Linked DNA regions of Homo sapiens: region 2 is linked to region 1. Evidence: read pairs that join two places in POLR2A ChIA-PET (ENCODE). Cell type or tissue: CD4-positive, alpha-beta T cell. All regions are shown on one strand. Links, peaks and the distances in the headings refer to the core of each region. The heading gives the core; the rest is flanking DNA.

Region 1 (2,912 bases), core at 145-2,644:
ATATAGTTTTTCTGTTTTCTGCCTGGCAAATTACTTCTCATACCTTAGATGTCACCTTCTCTGTCAAGCCCTTTTTGATTTCTCGAGGCACCTATTCACCCCTGCCCCTTCGTGCTCCTGCTATGTTCTGTTCACACTGTGTTAACAACATTGGTCACATCTGTTTGCACTGCTGCTTTCCCCATTGCTATAGCTCCTAGGGATCTAACAATCCCTGTAGGTGCTTGCTATGGACTGACTTCTGACAACTTCCAAAAAACTCATATGCTGAAGCCCTAACCCCCAATATCACTATACCTGGAGATAGGCTCTTCAGCAGGTAATTAAGGTCAAATGAGGTCATAAGGGTGGAGCCCTAAGCAGACAGGACTGCAGCCTTATAAGAAGAAGAGATCTTTCTCTCTCTTCCTCCGCCACGTGAAGACATAGCAAGAAGGCAGCCATCTTACAAGCCAGGAAGAGAACCCTCACCAGAACTTCACCATGCTGGCACACTGATTTTGGACTTCCAGCCCCAAAAAGTGAGAAAATTAATTTCTATTGTTGAAGTCACACAGTCTCTGGTATTTTTATTATGGCAGCCAGGCTGACTACTACAGTGCTTAATGCATGGTGAGTGCATTTTTAAATGAATGGAAAAGGAAGAAAGAAACAGAAGAGGAAGAGGTGGAACAAATGGGGAGAAAGATGAAGAAAGCAGAAGTTAAGAATGAGAGAAACTAAGGAAACAGGAGGAAGAAGGTAGAGGATGGGAATGAGCTCATGAAGGAGCCAGTATCTCAGTGGAGACCATGCCAGTGTGAGGGAACTACTGCCAACTAGGAGGCAGGTGGGTGCAGGCTCCAGGGCCAGTGCTGAGCATCCAGGCACAAGACTTTTAAGAGAGAGTGTGTGTGTGTGTGTGTGTGTGTGTGTGTGTGTGTGTGTGTGTAATTTTTTCCCCTAGAGATAGCCTAGAGGGGCCACCTTTGTGCTTTTCTCAGAGGCTATGTGTCCTCATTGGCTGGGTAACAGCTGGGTGCCCTTGCCTCCCCGGCCAAAGGCAGCCGCCGTCCACACCCAGCTGCCTGAGGGACAAGGAGGGTGTTTACCCAATGGCCTGTGTCCTTAAAGGACTCTGCTCTCAGTTACACAGCAAACAGCTGGCCTCGAAGGGGCCTCGTCCTGGCCGCCGCGAGCGGGCGGCTTCTGCAGCGTTTAAGCTTCTATCTACCATGAAGATGCTTCCCCCACCCTCATGCCTCCTCCCGGGGGTGGGCATGAGGGGCACTTACGAGCTGAGACCTCACAGGCGACATTTTTTAAGCTGCTCATTCTGACGGAACAGTCCCCAAGACAAACACAAGGCTTTCTGTCTCCCAGGGCTTGTGCGACTTGGTTTCAGACTCTGCCACCCACTGCCGCAGACAGCGGCCGTCTTCCCAGGAAGAAGACATTTCCTGGCGGGGTACCGGGACTGACGGGCGGCGGCGCAGGGCAGTGCCAGCCGGGCCCAGGAAGTGAACGCGCTGGGCCCGCGAAGGAGCGCGTCGCCCGCCCTGAGGGGGGCAGTGCAGCGCCCACCGCGCGCCTTCGCCAGTCCCCTGGCACCGTTGCCCTGGCCAGGGGCCGGGAGAGGGCGTGGCAGCGCGGCAGTGCGCCTACGCACCGGGGGCACTGGGGATCCCGCCCCCACGCTGGTTCCCGCGCTTTCAAGAGCCTCAGAGCCCCGAGACAAGGGGGTGTCGGCTCTACCCACCTGGCCCAGCCCGAAAGAACAGGGCCAACATTTTGAAACCAAACCAATAATAGAATTGGAATACTTTTGATCACTTTTTATTTTCCTTTTCTGGAGGAGAGTTGTGGGGCGGGGGTGGGGAGCTGGTAGAGAGAATCTCAGGGCGCTGTGGCTTTGAGGGCGGGTTCCCTGCGCAAGCAGCAGTGCTCACAGTGCGAGCAATCATGGCTAGGCCCAGCCCGCGGTTAGTTGGGTGCAGGGACGTGACAGGACCGCGAGGGCTGATTCTTTAGTCTATTGTTCCCACTCCTCAGAAAGGACTCCTAGCAAATATATACTGCTAGTCCCAGCTTTCCCGATGGAATGGAACCCCTTGCTTTGCTTTGCTGTCGCTATTCAGGATGGGGATTTTGTCCATGCAGAAAGACATTTACATTATCTACACTGGAATGCCGGCCCACTAGCCTGGCAAAATGCTGAGCCAGCTATTAGATCTGGACTCGTGGAGGAGTGGAGATTTGCCTCCATTCAAGCAACCACATACTTCCCTGGAAGCTGGGAGGAGCACCACTAAGTCCACCCTCTCCTGCCTGGCTCCTTGGTAGTGCTTCTCAAACATTATCACTTGGACAAATCACCTGAGGTCCTTGTTAAAAGTCTGATTTAGAAAATCTGGGGAATCCGGTGGCACCCGAGACTGCATTTTTAACAAGCTCCCAGGTGATGCAGCTACTGCTGTGCACCACACCTTGAGAAGCAAGGGGTACAACATTGCTCTCAACTGCGGCTGCACATTAAAATTAACTTGGGGAGCTTTAAGAACTAATTAGGCCAGGACCCCCACCCCCAAGATATTCTGATTTAGTTGGTCTAGGTAGAGTCAGGCCTTTTTTTTTTTTTTTTGACGGGGTCTCTCTCTGTCGCCCCTGCTGGAGTGGCGGGATCATGGTTCACTGCAGTTTCAAACTCCTGGGCCCAAGCTATCTTCCCACCTCAGCCTCCCAAGTAGCTGGGACAACAGGCGCAAGCCACCATGCCCAGCTAATTTTTTTTATTTTTTGTAGAGACAGGGTCTCCCTATGTTGCCCAGGCTGGTCTCGAACTCCTGGGCTCAAGAGAGCCTCCTGCCTCAACCTCCCAAAGTTCCGGGATTACAAGCGTGAGGCAGCCACCATGCCTGATCTGGGCTTTTTTT
Region 2 (2,912 bases), core at 135-2,634, 130 kb after region 1:
CGGGAGGCTGAGGCAGGAGAATGGCGTGAACCCGGGAAGCGGAGCTTGCAGTGAGCCGAGATTGCGCCACTGCAGTCCGCAGTCCGGCCTGGGCGACAGAGCGAGACTCCGTCTCAGAAAAAAAAAAAAAAAAAAAAAGTATGATTCTATTTTAAAACAAAGTTCAAACTACTAAAAATCTATTAGAACTAATGAACAAGGGCCGAGTACGGTGGCTCGTGCCTATAATTCCAGCACTTTGGGAGGCCGAGGAGGGTAGATCACTTGAGGTCAGGAGTTTGAGACCAGCCTGGCCAACATGGCAAAACCCGGTCTCTACTAAAAACACAAAAATTAGCCGGTGTGGTGGTGGGCACCTGTAATCCCAGCTACTTGGGAGGCTGAGGCAGAAGAATCACTTGAACCCAGGAGGTGGAGGTTGCAGTGAGCCAAGATGGCGCTGCCGCACTCCAGCCTGGGCAACAGAGCGAAACTCCATCTCATAAAATAAAAACAAAAACAAACAAAAAAGAACTAATGAACAAGCTTGGCAAGGTTTTAGGGTATAAGATCCATATATAAAAATCAATTGTCTTTCAATACACTCCAAGTGAAAAATCCAAAAATGAAATTAGTAAAACAATTTCACTTACAATAACATGAAAAATAATCAAATATTTATGAATAAATGTAACAAAAGTGTAAAACTTATACTCTGAAAACTACAAAATGTTGTTGAAAGAAATCAAATCATACCTAAATATGTGAAAATACAGTCCATGTAAATGGCTCAGAATATTTAATCTTGTTAGGATGGCAATATTTCCCCAAATTGATCTATAGATTCAATGAAATCCCCATCAAAATTCCAGCTGGCTTCTTTTCATAAATGACAAGTTGATCCTAAGATTCATACGGAAATTTAAGGCACCCAGAAGAGCCAAAACAATCATGAAAAAGAAGTATAAAGTTGGAGGACTCACATTTCCTGATTTCAAAACTTACTACAATGCTAAAGTAATCAAGACAGCGTGGTACTAGCATAAGAACAGACATATTGAGCAATACAATAGAACTGAAAGTCCAGAAATGAACTCTCACATTTATAGATTTTCAACAAGGGTGCCAAGACAAGTCTATGGGAGAAGAATAGTCCTTTCAACAAATGGTGCAGAGACAACTGGATAGCTACAGGCAAAAGAAAGAATGTGGACCCTCTACCTCACACCATATATAAAAATTAACTCAAAATGGATCAAAAACCTAAATGTAAGAGCCAAAACTGTACAGCTCTTACAAGAAAACAAGGGCATAAATCTTCATGACTTTGGATTAGGCAACAGTTTCTCAGATATGACACCAAAAAGTACAAACAACAAAAGAAAAAAATAGACAAACTGGACTACATCAAAATTTAAAAATTTTGTGCTCCAAAGGACACTATCAAGAAAATTAAAAGATAACCCATGGAATAGGAGAAAATATTTGCAAATTGTATATCTGGTAAGAGACTTGCATACAGATTACATAAAGAACTCTTACAACTCAACAATAAAAAAGACAAACAATCCAATTAAAAAATAGACAAAAGCTCTGAACAGACACTTCTCCAATGAGCACATAAAAATGGCCAATAAGCACATGAAAAGATATTCGACATCATTAGTCATCAGGGAAATGCAAATCAAAACCACAATGAGATACCACTTCACATTCACTAAGATGGCTAGACTCAAAATGTCAGATAATAAGTGTTGCAGAGGATGTAGAGAAACTGGAACCCTCAGGCACTGCTAGTGGGGGTATAAAATGGTGCAGCCACTTTGGAAAACAGTTCAGCAGTACCTTAAAGGTTAAACATAGAGCTACCATGTGACCTAGCTATTTTACTCCCAGGTATATAGCCAAGAGAAATGAAAATATATGGCCATGCAAAAATTGGTACACAAATGTTCATAGCAGCATCACTCATAATAATCAAATGGTGGAAACAATCCAAATGTCCATCAACTGATGAATGGATAAATGAAATGTGGTATATCCATATAATGGAATATCATTTGGCCATATAAAGGAACGAAGTACTGCTACATAGTACAACATGGACAAACCTCGAAAACATGCTAAGTAAAAGAAGCCAGTCACAAAAGACCACATATTGTATGATTTCATTTACATGAAATACCCAGAAGAGAGAAATCTGTACTAAAAGGAAGTAGATTAGTGGTTGCCTAGGGGTGTGGCTGGGGAAGTTCAGGGGAAAGGGAGAGTGACTGCTAATGGCTACAGGGTTTCTTAGGGTGGAAGGGTAACGAAAATGCTCTAAAATTGATTGTTATAATGATTGTACAACTCTGTGAATATTCTAGACCAGTGAATCATACATTTTAAATAGGGATCAGTTGGGCGCAGTGGCTCACGCCTGTAATCCTCTACTTTGGGAGGCTGAGGTGGGCAGATCATCTGAGGTCAGAAGTTCGAGACCAGCCTGACCAACATGGAGAAACCCCGTCTCTACTAAAAAATACAAAATTAGCTGGGCGTGGTGGCACATGCCTGTAATCCCAGCTACTCAGGAGGCTGAGGCAGGAGAACCCGGGAGGCGGAGGTTGCAGTGAGCTGAGATTGCACCACCGCACTCCAGCCTGGGTGACAGAGCGAGACTCCGTCTCAAAAAAAAAAAAAAAAAAAATTGGGACCTATGGTATGTGAATCATATCTCAATAAAGTTCTTATTAAAAAAAGAAAGCTCAGCTGGGCACGGTGGCTCACGCCTGTAATCCCAACACTTTGGGAGGCTGAGGCGGGAGGATCACGAGGTCAGGAGATGCAGACCATCCTGGCCAGGATGGTGAAACCCTGTCTCTAGTGAAAATACAAAAATTAGCCAGGCATGGTGGCGGGCGCCTGTAATCCCAGCTACTCGGAGGCTG

What was found. Peaks named below come from ENCODE experiments on the same cell type or tissue, not always from the same donor. Only the 100,000 strongest peaks of a DNase experiment are listed, where the experiment ranks them.
Region 2: POLR2A ChIA-PET joins it to region 1 with 6 read pairs; 3 of 35 experiments call an interaction of 5 or more read pairs at or near these places.

The regions. Positions count from the first base shown.
Region 1 is chrX:129,676,855-129,679,766 of GRCh38, forward strand. It overlaps LOC105373334 (a long non-coding RNA gene), which reads right to left and starts at 1,616. Exons shown (of 2, transcript XR_938580.4): 1 at 1,275-1,616. RefSeq lists an enhancer at 1,121-1,290 and a silencer at 1,521-1,700. In CD4-positive, alpha-beta T cell, for the core only: a CTCF peak has its summit at 1,601; DNase peaks (open chromatin) are centred at 1,577 and 1,917; H3K4me3 peaks cover 1,109 bases.
Region 2 is chrX:129,807,338-129,810,249 of GRCh38, forward strand. All of the region lies in intron 10 of ZDHHC9 (zDHHC palmitoyltransferase 9), which reads right to left. Among named protein-coding and RNA genes, the nearest start is that of SASH3, 29 kb to the left of the region's middle. In CD4-positive, alpha-beta T cell, for the core only: no CTCF peak of the experiment used is centred there; no DNase peak of the experiment used is centred there.